2 separate regions of the Mus musculus genome follow, and region 1 is linked to region 2. A link is a loop called in an ENCODE intact Hi-C map of the cell type or tissue named here. Cell type or tissue: gastrocnemius. All regions are shown on one strand. Each heading gives the region's core, and the rest is flanking DNA. Links, peaks and the distances in the headings are about the cores only. Region 1 holds the start of n-TKctt19 (a tRNA gene). Region 2 has its middle 43 kb from the start of Bex3.

Evidence for each region. Hi-C counts contacts between places; a loop is a spot of excess contacts. Peaks named below come from ENCODE experiments on the same cell type or tissue, not always from the same donor. Only the 100,000 strongest peaks of a DNase experiment are listed, where the experiment ranks them.
Region 1: a loop joins it to region 2, with 3 times the contacts of the local background. A loop is called at or near these places in 19 of 42 quality-filtered maps.

Annotation. Positions count from the first base shown.
Region 1 is chrX:136,194,016-136,199,402 of GRCm38, reverse strand. It overlaps Gm41901 (a long non-coding RNA gene), which reads left to right. Exons shown (of 4, transcript XR_003953081.1): 2 at 26-3,199; 3 at 4,322-4,409. It overlaps n-TKctt19 (a tRNA gene), which reads left to right and starts at 3,599; the gene lies at 3,599-3,671. In gastrocnemius, for the core only: a CTCF peak has its summit at 2,333 (motif pointing left); a DNase peak (open chromatin) is centred at 2,339; H3K27ac peaks cover 403 bases.
Region 2 is chrX:136,311,040-136,316,426 of GRCm38, reverse strand. No RefSeq gene overlaps it. Among named protein-coding and RNA genes, the nearest start is that of Bex3, 43 kb to the right of the region's middle. In gastrocnemius, for the core only: no CTCF peak of the experiment used is centred there; DNase peaks (open chromatin) are centred at 2,425 and 2,930.

The DNA of each region.
Region 1 (5,387 bases), core at 253-5,252, 120 kb after region 2:
TATTACTTTGTTACTGTCGTTATAGTTGAAGCAAGGTCTCATGAAGATGTGGCTGGACTATACCTCACTATATAGCTGAAGCTGTCCTTAGATTCATGATCCTCCTGCTTCTATCTCCCAAGTGCTGACAATCCGGGCATTAGCTAACACAATTCTCTCACGTAAGTTCATTCTTATACAACTGAAATTTGCCAAATCAAAAGAAACACGGCAGGGGAGAAAATATTGTACAGTTCTTTTCCAAGTGGGATATGGTAGGAGCTTTCAAAGTTTGAGAGCTACTAGTGGAATGTCTACATGGAAGTCCCATATATATTTTGCAGAAAATATAGAATCCTGGCTTCCATAGCAGATCCAAGACATCAGGATCTCTTCTGATTTGACATTTCTTCTACTGTTAGTTCATTTTAACGAATTTTATTAAATCCATTCATTTTGGGGTGGTGTGCGCGTGTGTCTGTGATGTACTTGTGGAGGTGAGAGGACAGTTTCCAGTAGTTGTCTCTCTCCTTCCACCATGTGACCAGTGGGCATTGAACAGGTTCCTTTATTTGCTGACTCATCTCTCCAGCCCTCATTTTCATGTTTCATAAAATAGATACAAACACTAAAACAAAACCACCAACGGTGCAAAAGAGTTTATTATTAATAAACACTGCAGTCTGTATTGCCAGTTGATATACCCACTGCTTTAGACATGTTTGGCTTCTGATACCTATCATCATTTATTTTTTAGTGTGCATGTGTTAATACTTTAACAGATTTGGTGAAACATTATTCACAGATCCCCAAATCTATCCACTTAAGTGCACAACAAAGTACTTTTTACTATGTTAGCAGAGTTCTGAAACTATCACATTATCTAGTTCTAAATTAGATATTTTCATCACCCTCAAAAGAAACCTTAGACGTGTTGACACTGTGCCTATTCCGTGTCTCTAGCATCTGGTAAGCAGTGATCCCTTTTCTGTCTCTACGGATTTGTCCAGTCACATAAATAGAATCACACACTACATGGCTTGTTGTATCTGGATTCTTTAGCTTGTCATAATGTTACAGCATCTATTATCACTAAATATCTGTAGCTAAGGTTTTGCTTCAAAATGGTTTTTTGTTTTGTTTTTGTTTTCTTGGGCATATTCTTAGGAGACAAATTTTTAAAGTCTATAATAACTTGGTATGATTTTTGAAGAACTGCCAAATTGTTTTCTGAAACAACTGTGGCACTAGACAATCCTACTGGCAGTGCACCAGGGTTCCAATTTCTCAATATCTTTGTTGACACAATTTTATTATAGCAATCTTATTTCATTAAAAAGCAGCAGCTCATAAAGATTTTAATCTAAACTTTGCTAATGGCTAACAGCCTTTAGCATTGTGTGGTACTTTTATTGATTATTTATATACCTTCTGAGGAGAAACGTGGATCCACCTGCTTCTGACTTCCAAGTACTGGGATTAAAGGCAGGCACTACTACAGATGGCTAATTTTTCAGGTTTTAAAATTAGATTGATAGTCATTTTTATTGTTGAGTTGAAATAACTCCTTGTCTAGCAGAGACAAGTCCCTTATCGGATAAATAATTTGCAAGCATTATTTCTTAACTTGCTAAGTATAGCCATTCTCTGCGGACCTTCTGATATGATAATGGAGTATATTCTGCCTTACCAAATGTGTTAGTCAGCTTTCCTGTGCCATAATAAATGTCTGAGAGAAATAAACTTAAAAAGAGCAAAAGTTATGGTTGGGGAGGTTGAAAACACTGGCTATCCTTCCAAAGGACCTGGGATGGATTCCCTACTGCCATATGCTGGGAGCCATCTGTAACTCTAATTCCAGGGGTGGGGGGATCTGACACCTTCTTCTTGTCCCTGAGAGAACTGCACACACGTAATACACTTGAACACAAGCAGGCAAGACACCTTTATACATAAAATAAAATATTAAGAGAGAAAGAGGTATGTGGGGGACACCAAGGATATGGGTAGATAACTCCAATGCTAAAGTGCTAGATGTACAAGTATAAAGACCTGAGTTCAGATTCCCAGCAACATAAATGCCAGGAGTGGTGGTGCACATCTGCAACTCTAGAATTAGACAGGTGTGGGTGGTGGTAGGTGTGAAATGGGTAGATCCCTGGAGTTTTCTGGACATTCATTCTAGTTAATCCATGAACTTCAGAACCTGTCACAAAGAATAAAGAGGAAGAATTGGAGAAATGGCTTAGTGGTTGGAAGAGCTTGCTGCTCTTGCAGAGTTGTGGTTCACAGAGCCCATACTGTATGGCTCACAACCACCTTTAATTCCAACTCTAGAGGATCTGGCACCCTCTTCTGGCCTCTGTGGGTACTGCATAGATGTGGTGTGGGTAAAGACAATACACCAAGTAGTAGTGGCACACGCCTTTAATTCCAGTGTACTTGGGACACAGAGGTAATCAGATCTGTATGAGTTTGAGGCCAGCTTTATCTATAGAGTTCCAATACAGCTAGGGCTACACAGAGAAACCCTGTCTCAAAAAAATGAATGAATGAATGAATGAATGAAATAAAAGGAGGCTGGGGAGACTCCTAATTGATTAAGGAGCCCTTGGTGCTCTTCTACTGGATCCAGATTCAATTTCCAGCACTCACAAAGCAGATCAAAATTGTCTGTAACTCCAGTGCCAGGTAACATGACTCCTTCTTCTGTCCTCTATGGACACCAAGCACACATGTAATGCAGAAAAAACACTCATACACAAATAAAACATAATCATAAATACAAAAATAAAATAGTAATATATATATATATATATATATATGAATAAAATAAGGTAGATACCTAATGTCATCCTCTGGTCTGTCTCTGTCTCTGTCTGTCTCTGTCTGTCTGTCTGTCTGTCTCTCTCTCTGTCTCTCAGACACACACACACACACACACACACACACACACAGCTTCCTCTAGTATCTCAGGGACATAGCTTATGATGCTAGTGTAGTATCAGGTAGTAAGAATCCCTATGAGGCAGGATAAAAAGACAGGAAAAATAGGAGGACATGTGAAGGGAAAGTTCTTCATCTTGGGATCCCGTTTTCATTTCTTGCTGACTAAGAGTCAAAAGTTTCTGCACAACTGGTGAAATCAAAACTGCTATGAAGACTGTCTACATGAACAATAACAAAAGAAGATAAATGGTTTACACAAAGTCACATGCAGGTAAGGAAAGGAGCCTAAGTTGAAATCTAAGTTTATTTAGCCCTAATTTAATAATTCTTAATTAGTGTTCTTAAATTTGATCTTCAGTTTATTGCCTAATTGAGCCTTTAGGGTTTTTAAAAAAGTTGTATGTACTGTATCCTAAGAGGAATGTCTTAAAAACGAAAACAAACAAGCAGACAAAAAAATGACCAAATGTACTGTTTCTGTCACTGCCAAACCTTAAAAGGCACTTTAACAGCAATCCACAGCTGGATTAGATAGGATACAATAGTGAGTGAATGTTTTTTGTGACTGCTCAGTGAGGAAGTAATACGTTGTTAAACTGTGTGCTTCCTATCCCTGCAGTGTCCTAGACGTAGCATCAAAGGGTGAGTTGAAGGTCCCTTACTACAAGCTGCCCAGCTAGCTCAGTTGGTAGAGCGTGGGACTCTTAATCCTAGGGTCGTGGGTTCGAACCCCACGTTGGGCGGTTTAGTTTTCGTTGTTTCGGTCCCCAACGTACATACAGAAGAGGACTTCCGGGTCTGCAACTGTTGGGGCCACGAGGGGATGTGGACCTGCCATAGAACTGATGGGGGTGGGACCAGGGAAGGGAAATGGAACTGTTGGAGGGTGGATGGGGGCGGGGCTGGGAGGGGAATGTGGAACTGCAGTGGAACTGATGGGGGTGGGGCCAGGGAAGGGATATGGAACCGTTGGAGGGTGGATGGGGGGCAAGGAAGGGGTGTGGAACTGTCCGAGGGTGGGTGGAGTGTAAAAAAATAAAAATGAAAAAGAGTTACTGGAAATAGAAACAACTTAATTGTCCTTCAACCAACAAATGTATAGTGAAACGTGCATTCAGCAGTTAAGAAAAGGGAAATCCTGAAATCTGAAGGGTAAGTAGATGCAACTAGAAAATACTACATTTTCTAGTTGTGAAGTAATGCAGACCCAGAAAGATGAATATCACAAGTTATTTCTCAGCAGAACAATGTGATGTGAGAGCATAGCCTGGAACAAGTGCAGAAACCAGGAAAGCAACATGGGTTGCTTTTACTAGGGTAGAGTGTTTGGGGACCAGAGATGGGGATAGCAGGGCACAAGTAATATGACCAGGGAAATGTGGGTTCTTTACAGGTAAATACATAAGGAAGAGGGAGAAGGGGAGGATGGGACTCCATCTAAGGACCAGAAGAGAGGTAAATACAGAAGAAGGAACAAGAAGGTAAAATAATAATACTATCTAAAAAAAAGTCATAAGGGATTATATAATTAACTATCTACCTAAAATATCTAAAACACAAATGGATGTCTGTGTATAAATAGAGAGTTTAAGAAAATTTTATCTGGGAAGCCAATATTCCATTCCAGAGGCAAAGACTGTCTAAAAAAACTCAACACCAGACATGGGAAGCTCTCATTTGAGTTGTTGGTCAGGAATGTCCAAGCGACTCCCAAAACATCCAGGCTATTGCTATTTACCTTGTTGCCTGCCCCCTCAAAGGTGGAAACTACATCTCTATTGCTGAAGACACCATATACTTCAGGTACGCTCAGGGAGCCCCTGAGGTGGAATTGACAAGAATGCCTGTTTCTTGTGGATTAGGATTTATGGTACCAGCAGGTGGCATTCAAGCTTCCAGGGGAAGGCAACTAACTGTCCTACCCAGCTATGACATCCAAGAACCACAAAAATGACCAGCATGGCACAATAACCCTAAGGGTGAAAGAGTGGCACACATACGTTGGTGGTAATCAACAGCTATCTAATTGGACTTAAGAGCAGCTCATCAAGAGAACAAACAGGCCTGGTACTATAAATCTAGCTAACTACTCAATGCTAGTGAGATAGTGGCTCTTGGAGGAGAACCTATAACCACTTTACTAAACCAGAATAATTCGAAAGAACAATCTAAACTTTTGTCCCAATAGTCACAGATAGTGTAGTCTTCACCCTTTCAAGGAAACTGATCTTTGAAACAGATGGTGACCACTACAGAAAACCACAACCAATCAAAGTGTTACATTAGCAAGATCAGCCCCAATGGATACAGTCACAAAACATTCCTTTATGAAGTCTCAGGGACTGTTGGAAAAGATGGGACAGAAATAGTTTAAGAGCCAGAGAATCTGGGAGTTTGCTGTGAGACTGTGTCTCCTAGTAATGCCAGAAGCTTCAGCCGTGAAGTCTCACAACCATGAC
Region 2 (5,387 bases), core at 212-5,211:
AAGGCGTTCGCCACCACGCCCGGCTCTAACCACCTTATTTTTATACTGACAATATGATCTAGTCGTCACCCCGATGAATATTTAACATAGATGATATGACGGTTAGATTTTATTGTCAACTAGACACAATCTAGGAGTCTTGACAAGGGATTGTCTAATTTGGTTGACCTGTGAGCCTGCCTGTGGGGGACTGTCTTCATGTTCACATGAATGGGAGGTTCCAGCCTAAAGTCAGGTGGCACCATTCCTTGTCTGGGTTTGGGTCTTGGACTGTGTAAACAAGGAGAGAGGAAGCTGAGCCCACGCGTGCATGCGTTCCTACCCTCTCTGCCCTTAACTGTGGATGTGACTTCTGCTTCAGATTCCTGCCCACTCCCACCCCCACCCCAACATCGGACTTCCCTGCCATGACGGATAGTAAGCCGGAATTCTGAGTCCAGTGAAGAGTCCTAAATGATTCTGTCAGAGTGTTTTTATGATAGCACAGGAAAGGAAGCTAGGAGGGCGGAAAAGCAGGGTTACATGAAAAGACTTACTGTCTGCATCCCTTTGAATAACTCAATGATAAACTCAGAGTCCCTAATAATGCGTGGGTTTCCCTTTTAAAAAAATTTTTTTAAAGTGCATCTGCTTAGTGTTTTCACTTCTCTCCCTGTGTCTTGTCATTCTTGTGTTACCTGAGTGCTCTCTCTCTCACTCTCACTCTCTCTCTCTCTCTCTCTCTCTCTCTCTCTCTCTCTCTGTGTGTGTGTGTGTGTGTGTGTGTGTGTGTGTGTGTGATTGTGTGACTATGTGTCCCTACAAAAGGATTTGTTTTCTTCTATTGAACAAATCAAAAAGAGTCACATGGGAAAGGAATGAGGGGTACTTTACAGAAATCTTTGAGGTTTTTAACAAGGGTTTTAGATACTGACTCCAGTTGACCCACATGAGCAGACTAATACTATCCAATAATATCAGTGTGTTGTCTGCAACATTCATGGCAGGCATTTATTTTGTAAGGTGGTGAGTTTGCTTTCCATCTATATTTGTTATTTCTAGCATTTATTAGCATAATATGTGAACAATGCATTAATCTAGGTCAGGGGCACAGAACTGTAAAGATGTGATTTAAGATTACAGCTATGCATTGGTTTAGCTTGTAAAAGTTGACTGCATGGCAAAAGTCCAAGGTAAGTAAGGTTTGTTGTTGCACTGTGCTCTGAAACGTAGGTTAAACAAATAGACTCAGTACACAACAGGATAGCTGTCTTAAGTCTTAAGTGACCTCAAGGTGTATTATTAACTCAGTGGTGAGGTCCAGCAGAACTTGCAGTTTCTTAGAATGTAAGTGGTAATGTCACAATGTTGTTTTGCTACCATTCCCAAATGCTCATAGCAGTTTGACGAACAGCAACACAAAATTCCATCAACAGGTAAACAAAGAGAGCAAGTGTGGTGCCCCAAGCCTGTAATCCCAGCATTTGGAAGCTGAGGCTGGGGAATTCCACAAATGAGATCCTGACTGAAGTGGGAGGAGGGGAATTGAACAGAGCAGGCAATACAGCTCTGTGTAGAATGTCTGCCAAGCAAGCTGAAGGCCTTGGTTCAGTTACAACCCTGCAAGACAAGTAAAGTAGGAACCACTGGTCTATGAAACAAGAGGATAAAATTCAACATAAATCTATAGATGAGATAATCCAAATCAAATCGCCAAAGTTCCACCTAACAAAGACTCTTGTGATTATACTTCACATTTTTGTCTTTTATCTTTCATATCATAATATTTCTGGAAAATGAACCAAATGGTAACACCAATATTACACTTATCTAGGGACAGGATCTTAGGAGAGATACTGAAGATAGTTACACAACCAAAAATGTTATGCCTGTGAAGTAATGATTATATATTGAGATTCATTTCTTAAGAGACAATAGCTCTGCATGATTTTAATAAGGCAATTTATACAGCATTATTAATTTAAAACATGTGTATTTTAACATCCATGTGAGATATACACTGGGCTCACTACTATTTAAGCTGGTGTTGACAGACAGCATCAGTGACCCTGTGGTTGCCCTCTCTAGTGCTCTGCCCCATTTCACAAAGGGAGAAGCTGGGCTCAGAGACCTCTACCATGTCCTATTCTTTCTCAAACCCTGCTCAACATGGAAAGTGAGTCCAAGACAGCACTTAGGGTCAGGATCCCGCATCTCTGTTGTTCTTGAGCCATTGTGCCTCCTAGTTTCAAAGCTGTAAAGACTTCACCTAGAATAGTGATCCCTGCTTCTTTCCACCTCTCAAGGATGCCCACCTCAGGGCATCCAGAGAGAAGGCAGGAGGGAGCCCATTCTTCAAATAAGGGCCTCTTGGTCCTTGTCAAACCATGTTGTCAAAACATTCGCAAGGACTTCAGAAAGGAGTCCGGTTTCTATGGCAACTGGATGCAGGAGGTCTTGGTGAAACCGGAAATGCCTCCGTGTGCCCACTCCTCCCCCCCCACCTCCACCACCCCGCCTCTTTATGCCTTTTTCTGTTTCTGAGAACAAAGCACCTTTCACCGTTTAGGTACCCTAAGGAATTGTCCCTTAAAGTGAAATGGGCACAGAACTGAAAAGTATGTTTTTAGAGGCAGAACGATGCTCATCAAACCAGATTATTTAAAAGACATTTTGGTAGCCATAAAGATATCAGGTTTCTAGGGCAATATCGATGCTAGGATTGTTAGACAAACTTATAACACTTCCACCTGGCCCTTTTACATGCCCTAGCCTGTCCCTGAAAGTAAAATTCCTTAAGGCAACCAAAGAAATCAGTCATTTGAATAGGTGTACCAGGGTGCATTTTACTAGCAGATCTCTGAGCAAATTGTGGAATCAAAACATGTTCGCAGAAGCAAAACCCTTGCAGATCTAACTAAACTGTTATTGGTCACCTTGATGACGTCAGGTTACTGTGGCAACAGCGGCCTGCAGCCTAGTCCTCCACTCTGAAACTGCTTGCACAAACCACCCCATCTCTCTCTTTCTCTAAAAGTAAAACGCTTACTCTATTGCAGGCTACCTTCCTAGAAGAGAATGCAGACAATTGGGAGAATTCTGCTCAGTTTCTGAAAGGCAAATAGATGTTTGTTTACAGAAAGTTTGTTTGCTATAATGGTGACAATAGGGACTTTGATTGTCAGAGAGACTCAGAGGTATTTATTATGGTGCAGCATAAACTGTGTTCAAATCCATTCTGATAAATCCCTTTGGGTGCATCAGTTCCCATATAAATTTAAAGTTAGGCAGCAATACCTCCTTCTCATACGTCCTTAGGAAGTTTTGGTGTATCTTATCACTTAGTGCTAGATAACAAGCAAGCTACCAATACTACTGTATATTAGTAACATTTCTATTGCTAGTGCTACTATTATGTTGAGTTATTCGGATGAGTGTGGGTTAATATTCATACATAACTTTCATCAAAGATGGTAAAGTCGTGTCCTTTGCACTGCTCAGAGAGACTGAGTTATTGGGCCGACATCATGGTTTAGCAGGTAAAGCATTTGCTGCTGTGGAGAAAGGAGAGAACCAACTCCCAAGGGTTGTGCCCTGACCTCCACACATGGGCCGGATTGCTAATTTCCTTGGTGCCCTATGTTATTGTAACTGATAACTTATGCTCCCTTTTTCTAAGTCTTAAAATTACACTTATTGATGCATATACATGGCCACTAAAAGAACATAGTTTTCCATTATGTTTCTCCTGAATTTTCCCAAACAGAACCTCTTGAATTGGCAGAAGGCATCCCTGCTTACTCCCTGAGTAGAGGATTGGGTTTGCAAACGAGCTGTTCCTACCATGCTCTTGTTTCAAATGTTTGTTACCTGACTAAAGGCTCCATTAGGAAAGTTGTGAAAACTTAAAGAGATGTGTAAGAGAAAGTAGTTCACTTCATATGTTTCTGTGGGAATATATTATTCTATCCTGTGAGATTCCTGTAGGTATGTGATGAACACCTCTCTTCTGGCAGACATTCCTGCTGTCATGTTATAGTGGACTTGATCATAAAGTTGTCTCCATAGTGGAATTTAATCATAAGATTAAACTCTTCATCCTGGATACTTCTGATAAGTATGTTGGTCACACCCATGCAAAAACCACACAGTATGTCATGTGCAGAATTGAACATATTAATGGTTAACATTCTTATGATCTCTGATATTAGCATTATGACATATTCTGTTGTAGGTGTGCATATGCAAATGTAACTTATATGTCACATTTGTTTTGTTTTGTTTGTGTTTGTTTGTTTGTTTGTTTGTTTGTTTGTTTGTTTTTCGAGACAGGGTTTCTTTGTATAGCCCTGGCTGTCCTGGAACTCACTCTGTAGACCAGGCTGGCCACGAACTCAGAAATCCGCCTGCCTCTGCCTCCTGAGTGCTGGGATTAAAGGCATGCCCCACCATGCCTGGCAATATGTCACATTTAATATGAGCATTTTCCTATAGAGTGTTACTATTCTGCTTTTCTGTTGTTTCTGGTTTTGCTTTCGATGAACTATTATGCTGAGTTGAGGAACACCTTCTGATTTAAAATCAAGGTATAAAATATGTTCCGATTTTTCCCTTCTCGCTCATGGATGGATGCAGGATATACATGTGTATGTATGCATGCCCACTATGGTGACATGTGCATATTCATGGGTGCTTCTGTTGTTTCCATACTGAGAACCCCATTTGTCCTAGGTCTGAGGCCATCAAATTAGAAGAACTCGCCCAGGGTCCTGAGGTCTGTGCACGGTCATGACAACAAGAACGCAGGCCTGGTCTCTCACCTTGTCTGCTTCATTATTACTCTTTACTCCATTATGATATTTCTTGTTACTGAGGATCAGTGAGGAGAAATCTCTTCACGCATACCAGACAGCGAGAAAATGAGAGAGCAGAAGTCACAGGGGATCAAAAGCATTAGATCAGAAGTCCCCACAGCTCGGGTGTGGTCCTCAGCTTTCACCTTGTTGGGACTGTCTCCTGTTAGCTATGGCACATGCTAAGCTACCTGTCTCCTGAGCTCCTGGGAAATATTTTGTTACCACAGCTTGTGTGGTTGGAGGAGTTCTGGGATTATAGACATGTACTGTCTCATACAACTGTACATGAATTCTGGAGATCTGACCTCAGGTCCTCATGCTTTTCTGGCAAGCACTTTACCCAAGGACCCATTTACTCTCCCCACTTCCATTTCCTTCTCACTGCTGTATCCTGGAGTCTCAGATTCAAATCTTGTCACTAAGAGATAGAGGACTTTTAATGTCTGATCCAGCCACCCTTCTTCTAAGTTTCTCTCCCCAAAGCACAATGCACAGATATCAAAAGGCATAAACAAGTATAAGGTCTTTCCTTGTAAAATAAATCATAACAGA